Linked DNA regions of Homo sapiens: region 2 is linked to region 1. The links are chromatin contacts, found by Hi-C or POLR2A ChIA-PET in ENCODE. All regions are on one chromosome and are shown on one strand. Each heading gives the region's core, a stretch centred on a gene start or an enhancer-like site at or near the end of the contact. The rest is flanking DNA. Distances are from core to core; before and after follow the strand shown. Region 1 overlaps NOVA1-DT (NOVA1 divergent transcript). Region 2 holds the start of LINC02294 (long intergenic non-protein coding RNA 2294).

Region 1 (5,175 bases), core at 1,799-4,298:
CTCGTGATCCACCCACCTTGGCCTCCCAAAGTGCTGGGATTACAGGTGTGAGCCACTGCACCCGGCCACATGAGATATTTTGATACAAGCATACGATGCGCAATAATCACATCAGAATAAATGGTGTATCCATCACCTCAAGCGCTTATCCTTTCTTTGTGTTACAATCTAATTATAGTCACATTTATTTAAAAATGTACAATAAATTATTGCTGGCCGTAGTCACCCTGATGTGCTATCAAATACTAGGTTTTTTCATTCTATCTAACTATATTTTTGTACCCAATGACCATCCCTGCTTCTACTCCTCCGTTACCCTTCCCAGATTCTGGTAACCATCATTCTAACACAAACATTAATTACAATGTTCTAATGTAACTTTAGAAATGCTTTACTTCTCAGTAATTTTGTGATGAGAATAAACATTATTTAAAAAACTATTTTTTTCTAATAAAATATCCTATGGTAGAATTTCAAATATTATGTTGGATCCTTTCACTTTTATTTGGATAAAAATAAGGCATGTTAAGTAGGTTTAACCATCTCATTTTTAGATTGATATACATTGTATACATTCTTTTTTTTTTTTTTTTTTTTTAATGAGATGGAGTCTCCCTCTGTCTCTGTGCAGTGGTGCGATCTCAGCTCATCGCAACCTCTGCCTTCTGGGTTCAAGCTACTCTCCTGCCTCAGCCTCCCGAGTAGCTGGGACCACAGGCACACGCCACCACACCTGGCTAATTTTTTGTATTTTTAGTAGAGACGGCGTTTCACCGTGTTGGCCAGGCTGGTCTTGAACTCTGACCTCGTGATCCACCTGCCTCGGTCTCCCAAAGTGCCGGGATTACAGGCGTGAGCCACCGTGCCCAGCGATTGTATACATTCTTGAGAAGGTCAGAACTATTTCTGCTCTGATAAAGACAATGACATTATATATACCTTCACAGATAACAAACACCCTCGTGGCAACTTATTTCAATGAATGTTTTTTTCCTCTCTTATTAGAGCACGTTGCCAAAATGAACAAGAATTTAGAAAACAGCAGCATTTTGCTGGTAGGATCATTTCTAGTGAAAAACAAACAAACAAGTAACAACTGGATATACCCAGACTGCTGGGATTGGATATCTTATTAGTAATTTGCAACATCTGTGGACTCTGAGATTTCCCTGATGTGGCACAATTTACACTGTAAAATACTTGCTTTTGTTTATTAGGAAATTTACACTGGGTTTTGCCAGCTCACTTTACCAAAACCATCTGCATTTTTCTGCCCAGGTCCACCCATATGATAAAAATAAATAGATAAGAGTAGTTTTTGTTTCCTATAAAAAAAATTGTGTAAGGAAATACTTTGGCAGACAGTATGGTGTAGTACAGGTAACATGGCTGAATCTCACCACAGTAACTGAAAGCTATGATATTGCAGGTGAAACGTCAGCGAGAGACAACACAGGAATTCCTGTGATTCACTTCCTCTCCTCCCTAACCCACGTATGATTCTGAAAGGAGGTGGATTCTGTCATTTCCATAAAATCATTTTTCCATTTCTATGTTTATCAGTCCTAGTCTAGGTCAACAGAAAATACCATTTTTGGTGAGTTCTTCTATTTTGCTGCAAAACAAAGGAAGAAATGTTATTTATCTCATAATACAAACACACTCATAAATTCCTGTGCAATTTCTTTGTTAACAATAAATAGGCGGAAAATAGACATAATGAAATATTTGCATAGGACATATTAAGGTAAAATATACATTCCTGTGATATATGTGAAATAAAAATTCACCAGCAAGGTTGTCTGTAGATGGATTTTACTTTTTATTGTAATTCCCATTGAAAGCAAAGAAATATACAATCCTATTGATAAAGTCCACTTTTATTCATTTATTCAACAAACATTCTGTAGTACTTGCTATGTCCTAGAAAATACATTAACTCCTGTGACAGATACAGGACAAATAATATTCTATAGGGCACTTCTTGTAGTGAAGGAAATGGACATACAAATTAATTGTATGTGATACTGCTATGTTGGAGGTGTGTGCTATGGAAATACAAAGGCAGAATATTTATTTCTCTCTGACATGTGATTTCCGGTCACTAAAGTGACGTTGGAGTTAAGAATTAGAGAATGAGTTATATACACTAGGTGAATAGTCTTGGAAAAGCCATTTTTATGTAGACGAACAGCTTCATTTTTTAAAAAGGCACTGAGTGTGAATATGCACAGTATATTTAGAGGATAACAAACAGGTAAGAGATGTGTGCTCCAGTGGAAAAATCTCCGCTGGGGCTATATTATTTTCCGGGGCCCTCTATCTTACCTGTAGATAGAACTCTTTTTGTCAAAAAAAAAAAAAAAAAAAAAAAAACATCTTAAAGATTGCTGAATGTTTCTGTTTCTGGCTCCTACCTTTAAATGAACTATACTATTATTTAGGGGAAAGCACATCAATTAATTAACAGCCTTAAGGAATTAGGATATTTTATCAGGAAAAATACTAAAGAGAAAGCAACTTAAAAGATCAGTTAAAAATAGAACATTTTGATAACCACCATTTATTTGGACTCAATAGGCAGAAACCTATTACGGGATTCGATACAAGTAGTGTAAATGGGGCATGAAGGCTTCAGTGTATATATAGAATTGGAGATGCTTTCACTTTCCATTTGATGAAATTGAATTTCTCAGAATGGACTCTATATCTTTTTAATTCCATGATTTTCAGCAGGCAGAAGGACGATATCCTGTAATTTATGAAGATAGTTTATTATTATTTTTTATTAGCTCTCAGCTTTAGCAACCACTTTCTTCCCCCTCCCTCCCCAGCCATGTTGCTGCTGGTGATCCTTATAAGTGAAGCTGCTTTTCATTTTCATCTTCCTCAGAACAGCTGGTGCTTACACTACCCTAAACATTCATTGAGTCATTTCCTGCTGATAAATGTCTATATGTAGTCACGATTATCACCTATGCGTGTGATACTAAACTGTCCTCTCTCTTTTTAAACCAAGATAGCATTTGTACCAGCCTCTAATCTTATGTACCACTTTCTCCCCTTTCAGAACCAAGCTGGCAATTCTCATCTTGAATAGCTTTAAAATTGCTCATAGCAATCAATGACAACTGAGGCATCACTAAAGAATTTCTTTTATCTCCAAGCTCCAATTTAGATCTGTCATTAAGCTTGAGTAAGCTTGAACTGTCAGAACATTTTCCCTCATCACATGCTCTAAGCACAAAAAGTCAACTTCAAAATCAAATTTGTTCTGTCTCTTACTATACTTTGTAATGGTTTCATGTGAACAATAAACTTCACCGAAATAGTAGTGTCAATCTTTAGTAACTCAGATCACTATGGTTTCAAAAAGTAGTGAAATGCTGCCAAAACTCAAGTATGACGTATGGTAGATCATTCACTCACATTCAATTGCTCTTTGTTGTGCTTTAATATTAGGGGAAGGGGGACTTGGCAGGGGGTATGGAGATGAGGAGTCTCTTTCCTCCTTTTAGAGGAAAGGTTGTGTCATCTTTTTGGCAAGTCACTTTCCCTCCCTACGCCTTCCTTTCCATGCCTGTAACATGAGATAGTTTTATTACATGAATTCTAAGTCTCTGCCCATTCCTAATGTTGGCCTCTTAATAAATTCAACTTTTCATTGTGTGGTGTTATTCTTCTTCAAGAAATGGATTAGAAATGTTACCATACAGAGCTAGAAGTCATGAATTAATTAGGAAGCCCATCGTCCAAATCTAACTGTAAAATGCCTTGGTTTCATCTTCTGGAACAAAACGATTTTTTTTGGGGTTCTGCTGATGAACAGAAACTGTCTTTTAAAGATCACAGTTTCTATCTTGGAGATCTTTTCCACTGACAGATACTTCAGCCTCATCCACATATTTAAATGTACTTTGATCTTTCTTTGTTTTGCAAATTCCCTTTTGAAACAGTTTGTGTGAACTTTAGAGGTGCCAAACTGAGACTAAAGACCACTAAAATCTGGCAGAGCTATACATGTGAAGTATTCAGCAGCTCAAATATGTTTACAGAGTCCATGTTCAAAATAAGCGATTGCTTTTTTACAATTTCTTGTCAACTCCAAATTGAATTGTATTTCTTCTTGTATCTATAAAGGAAATAGGAAGCTTGATAATAATCACTTTTTAAATTTTATAAGTACCGTTGTGTTAATGTGAAGTTATTCTTTTCTCGTTTATCTTCCTGTTAAAAGATGGCCTTAACAGAAACATAATTCAGGTCATTATTACCATGATGTATTAGAGTGAGAAGAAAATTGATGATTTTTTTTTCCTTAGACATGGAGGTCTCACTCTGTTGCCCAGGCTGGAGTGCAGTGGCACGAACATGGCTCACTGTAACCTCGACCTCCTGGGCTCCAGCAATTCTCCTGCCTCAGCCTCTCAAGTAGCTGGGACTGCAGGCACGCACCACCACACCTCGCTAATTTTTGTATTTGTTGTAGAGATGGGGTTTTGCCCTATTTCCCAAGCTGGTCTTGAACTCCTGAGCTCAAGTGACCTGCTCACCTTGGACTCTCAGTGTTCTGGGATTACAGGTGTGAGCCACCATGCCCAGCCTTGGTGATCTTTTAAACCCAGAAATCAAGATCTTAAAACAAATATTCTAGCAGATGACCAGTGAAATTGAGGGTACCATTCTGTGATTTTTTTTCTTTCCTTTTCTTTGGCAGATCTTCTTTGTTATGGTTCTGTACTTTAGCCCAGATTCTCTTGGTATACTTGAAGTTTTCTCATCACTCATCCTTCATTGATTTAACTCTTAGCCTGACCAATGTATTAATGTTAAAATCTGATGGGAATTTTTACAATCTTCGCCACATTTCCTTGCTCCTAATCAAAATGTGTGTTGTTTCTTAAAGAGTCATTTGTTAATGGCTAACAATCTTTATTTATCTTATTTTATTCTATTATTTTTAATTATACTTTAAGTTCTGAGATACATATGCAGAATGTGCAGGTTTGTTACATAGATATACATGTGCCATGGTGGTTTGCTGCACCCATCAACCCATCATCTACATTAGGTATTTATCCTAATGCTATTCCTCCAATAACCCCCCACCCCTCAACAGGCCCCAGTGTGTGATGTTCCCCTCACTGTGTGCATGTGTTCTCATTGTTCAACTCC
Region 2 (5,175 bases), core at 1,955-4,454, 46 kb after region 1:
CTTCATTTTTATTTCAAAAATACTTTTAATTTTTCTTCATTTTACCAGATATTATTAGAGATATTAAAAACAGAAACAAATAGTATAGATTTTATGATTGTAAAACAATATATGCCAAGAGTGAATAATTTGGATAGCATGGATTTACTCAAACAAAGAAAATAAAAAGCATTCATAATTCCACCACCCAATCATGAACACTGCAAACACAGAGATAAGGCAGTCTTGACTGCCATTGCCAAAATTTCTCCAATTTTGTGTCAAGATTACAGAATAAATGCATACTGTAGCTTTCCTTTCCAGCTTCAAAAACTTAGCAATGGAAGATATTATAAAATGAATAAATGCATACATATACATAAACATGTTGGTAAAAGCAGTGGGGAAAAATTATAATTATTCCCTTGAAAAAAATTATCAAGAATCAGATTGAAGAGAAAACATAGCAATGCATGGATGGGGCCAGTTATGAAAGGTGGAGGTTGCTCAAGGAGTGTTCCTCAAATAAGATCATGAAATTGCCCTCTTCATTCCCGTCTTGGGAGATTTATCTGCCCCTAGGTAGGAGCAGTGAGAGTTTCAAACTTTTTTTTTCCTATATGTAAATATATATGTATTATATATATATATATATATTTCCAGAGTGTTTTCAAAATAAAAATCATTATTATAACATACATACCATTTTGTAACTTATCTAACAAATTATTGTAAGAAAATAACTTGCCTACAAAATCATAAAGTTCAGATGCAGTGTAATTTATTTATTTAAACAATTACATCTTTCTCTATTTTAAACAGTGCTGCATTGAACATCCTTATAGTAAAATCTCTTAATTTATTTGCCTTTTTTCAATACATGTTTTGATAAATTAAATTTTAGTATTATTTTATAAGTAAAAAATTGGGATTTTGATTAGATTTGCTTTAAATCTAAACATTAATTTGTAGAAATGTCTTAAATCTTTACAACATTTAAACTTATGTATGGTAATGTCTCTATTCAAGTGCTTATATTATTCAATACTTCTGAGGTTTTCTTCACTTTAATCCTAAATATTATGCATAAGTATTTTTATGTTGTTCATATAGTTCTTTTTAATCTTTGAAGATATTGATATATATATATATGCAAGTTACTGGCTTCTGCATATTTATTTTTAAGTATTTTAGAAATTATCTTGTTAAATTTAATATTTTTTTATTTGACTATATTCATTATAATTCTTCATGTACTTTCAGGTTTTCTTCTGATTGCCAAGTGTTCTTTTTACCCCCAACAGGCATCCTGACTCAAGCTGTATACATTTGCAATATCTGATTTTTAACCACACACTCTTCATCCTATTGACCCAGAGTGAAAATTGATACTCTTAGCTGAAGGACTGTTCCCTTGAGTATATTTAAACCAGACCAATCTCTGTGTTTAATCTGGGTTCATCAGGAACCATTAGCCTTGATTGGTTTGTTTTTCTCCCCCTCCATCTCAGGACTTGATTCTATTGAGTTAACAACTATTCTCCCCAGAGAACAGCTACCGCAAGCCTGTTTCAAGTAATTCCAATATCTGGCTCTTAGAAATTGAACTGATCTTTTTTTTCTTTAGTTTTATGTGAAGAACTGCAGTAATGAATTCTGAATTTGTTCAAATCATTGAAGATGTGTGAAGACAAAACATTCACTCAAATCTCTATCATGTTAGCATGTTATTTATCATTGCTCTGTTCTTCATTGTTGAATAATGCAATTGAGTTAAAAAGAATAAACATTATTTACCGAAGACTCATATGTTGATATCCAGTAAATCCTCATTAATCACAATTTGACAAGCTTGCAATTTCTGGTATTTCAGGAAGGAACTAGGTATATGTTTATCTGTGCAAAATATCAAAAAATGCATTAGTAAGCCTTTTAGTAATGTAAATAAGACTGCGGAAGAATTATTAGAGCAAACTATATTTTGTTTAAACTATTCCGGCATAACACATAACTCAGAAAATAAGACAATCTATCGAAGCCTTACAAATTACAATCTGTGAGGCCTGTCATAACTTTCATAAGAATGCTTAATTACATTGTGCTGCTGATATAAAGAACCCATCTCTAAATACAGTTAAAACATTATCCAGATTTTCAAACATAATTTCAAGGGGGATAATAAGTAGAAAAACTACGGGGTTATTTTTCAGATCATATATTTCTAGCTCTACTTTTGAATATCTGTGACTCATGACTTCAAGTAAATATTTTACCTCTTCTGAATCTAATTGCTTATCATTTAAATAAAAATACGTCATTGTGCACATTTCATGGAGTTGCTAGTGAACATAAGGAGCTTGAGACTGAAAGCTACCTTAAAAATTATAAATCAACAAAATTCTGAATACTCATTACTATGTTCTGGATTACTCTTATTATAAATTTGCAAAATAATTTTGTCTTCAGTTTTTGAATTCTGTATGGCAAGGAGCACAATGGCTTGTGTTAGCTTGTCTATAAAATTGTAATTGGTATGAAACAGCTTTGATAATTACCTCAGCTACAATATTCTGAATAATTTTCAGTTTAGCTTAAAATATTAGAACAAGTGGCTATTCATGAATAAATATTACTGATATCTTGAAAGAAATAACAAGATTCCTTCTTTAAGCTCTTAAACTCTTTCCATGCTGTAAATTAAACACATCAGTAATAGCTAAGAGAGAATTCTGATACACCATCGTTTACCACTATTATAGCACAAATTTTGGATGTGACAAATTTTAAATTAGTAGATGTTATTTTCCCAAATAAACAAAAGGAGAATCTAACATGAAGCAAATTCAAACTACATCTTTATAAGACGTTTTATAGCCATGTAACATAAAGGCTAATACTAAGCTGTCATTAGTTAAATGATTAAGTTTGGAAAAATTATTATTGATGACTAGTATTGCAAAGTGTTAAAGTATTAAACATTACATCTCCTTGTGTCACTAGGTACTTTCCTTCCTCATTCCAGGCAGCAACACAAGAAAGCATTCATTATTTTAAGGGAGGACAGTCTCAGGAAAACAGCAGAACAAAGGCATAGACCTAAAATTCTTACCTTTTAGATTCGAAGTGGTTCTCAGGTATAAGACAACAAGATTTGAGAAAAACAAGCAAACAAACATGATCACACACAAGGAGTTCTTTCCCAAACTATACTAGACCAGAGACTAGAGAAAGATCATTAAATCTGAAGGAAGGAGTTTAGCAATCCAGAGGCTGGTATGTGTTTCTTGCCCTCTCCTCTCTTACTTGAGTTAATTCTAAACTGATGGGGACAAAGTGGAATCCCTTAATAATTTGAGGGATCTGCAATTAGATAAAATCTGTGCTGCCAACATTCTATGTTCCTTCTTGGCAGTAGAGGATACAATGAAACGGCTAAATCAGTTCTCCATGCACCAACAAGACTTACAGTACAGACAGATAGTTTTTCTGGATAAGGTTGGCATAGCTTTGCCAGTCAAATTGGAGGAGAGTTGCAGTAGCATACATGGCATGAATCATATGATAAGAGACCACATGAGAACTGTATACCTCAATTGATATCATCATGAAGGTATTAATTCCAGAAAGCAGATGGAGGATATATTTTAGTGGATGTCACGATAGGCAGGTAGTGATGAAGGATGAGATGCCACCTTTCACCTCATGTCACATTTCACCTCAGTGACCTTGGCGTTTATACACAATACCAAGAAGAAAGGGAACAGGAAGAGGAATCCTCTAGACTGCTTTGAAGTGGCAAATTATGTTTCTGTTCTCCTGAGCAGAATGGAGTTAGGGTTAAATTAGACTGAGTTATAGAAAATAAAAACTACAATTTTTCATAATTAAGTTTGAAATTATTGTAGCAGATACACTGGTCTTCCTATCATGATGATTGTGTTCTCTTCCTAACATGGCATTCACCTTAGTAACTCACTGTTAATATGTAAAACACAAAACAGAAAGATAAGGAAACTGGTAAATTCCATCAGCCTAACAAGTTTCCTCCATGTTTTCCTTTGACTTATGCTGAAGTTAACTGCAGGGGATGTCCTGGTTCTTTCTAGCTTCTCTAGTTTTAATGTCAAGAGCAATTTATTTTCTTTCTGTCTTCTTATCCACTTGAAGTGGTAGAAAGAAACTTTATTCATAAATAAAATCTCCCTAGGTAATAAATTTTTGGTTTAAAATACCTTTAACTATTGGCAACTCCTAAATTTCTCTCAACAAGGAGCTTAGGGGCAGTAATCCGGCTGGAAGTGGTGATGGTGGCTGCATTTGTAGGCGGCACACTGGCACATTATGCATTATTTGGAGATAGATAATGGGAAAGTTAACAAGGTTTACTAATCATCCCCGCAACAGCACCCACAGATCTGATCTCGGTGATACAATCTTTACTGACGAGCCCTCCTTGTATGCTGCCTTCTGCTTATTGCTTGCATATTTTATTTTATTGCTTGTCCATTTGCTTTAAATGTGGTCAAAAATTAGACAGAGATGATGATTCTCAGTGGTTTTATGTTGAGTAATAGGCTAACAAAAAAAAATTCATACAAAATTATTGGATGTGTTAGAACTGAGTTTATATCTAGAAGCCACAATAGCAGAAATAAGAATTTAAACCTTTTTGATCTTTCATTTTTACTGTCAAGCTGTCTTAAATTATGTCCCAAGAGGAATTTTGGATCTACCTTTCGCTGCTCTTCAGTGCCTTGTGCATTCCTGAATCCAGTTCACATCCCTCATTCTTCACTTGAATGAAACGCAAGCATATCAATGCATTTAATCTTAACATGGCAAGACAGCATTCCCCTATTTCTGTGCTTGTCTTCTGTAATTCCAAATCTTAGGCAAGGATATATAGTAAGGTTTGGAAACCACGTAACTTAGTGAAATGGATTTAACTCTTTAAATGAAAATACTGAGGATTATGGTCCAAGTAGTAGAAAGTTCACCAACCTATACAACCACAAATATTCATATAATAAATATCTATTAAACACATGCTATCAAAAGAACACTGTTCTAGACGTAAAGATGGGATAGTAAAAAACACCAACTCTCTCTCAAGATGTTCAGATTCTAGTAGATGAACAGACCGCAGATAATAAGCTAAAAAATAGCCACAAATCATATTGATCATTAAGACTGATG

What was found. A loop is a pair of places that touch in the nucleus more often than their neighbours do. ChIA-PET counts read pairs that join two places held with the same protein, here RNA polymerase II (POLR2A). Pooled maps may share reads with other maps.
Region 2: a loop to region 1 is called in a map of PC-3, with 2.8 times the contacts of the local background. The contact joins the promoter of LINC02294 here to the enhancer-like site in region 1. A Hi-C loop is called at or near these places in 3 of 168 maps with a recorded cell type or tissue (CD8-positive, alpha-beta T cell, PC-3 and sciatic nerve) and 1 of 50 pooled maps. POLR2A ChIA-PET finds 5 or more read pairs at or near these places in 1 of 52 experiments (activated CD8-positive, alpha-beta T cell).

Annotation. Positions count from the first base shown.
Region 1 is chr14:26,772,948-26,778,122 of GRCh38, forward strand. The region is part of intron 3 of NOVA1-DT (NOVA1 divergent transcript); the gene reads left to right. LINC02294 (long intergenic non-protein coding RNA 2294) reads right to left here. Exons shown (of 4, transcript NR_110033.1): 4 at 2,548-2,752. Among named protein-coding and RNA genes, the nearest start is that of LINC02293, 34 kb to the right of the region's middle. Within about 2 kb of position 3,049, at least 3 of the 41 ENCODE cell types and tissues checked have a DNase peak (open chromatin) inside an H3K27ac peak, as active enhancers do; they include PC-3, where a contact is called at or near this core.
Region 2 is chr14:26,818,916-26,824,090 of GRCh38, forward strand. LINC02294 (long intergenic non-protein coding RNA 2294) reads right to left here and starts at 3,205. Exons shown (of 4, transcript NR_110033.1): 1 at 3,089-3,205; 2 at 1,777-1,875. It overlaps LINC02293 (long intergenic non-protein coding RNA 2293), which reads left to right. Exons shown (of 5, transcript NR_110557.1): 5 at 1,607-1,788.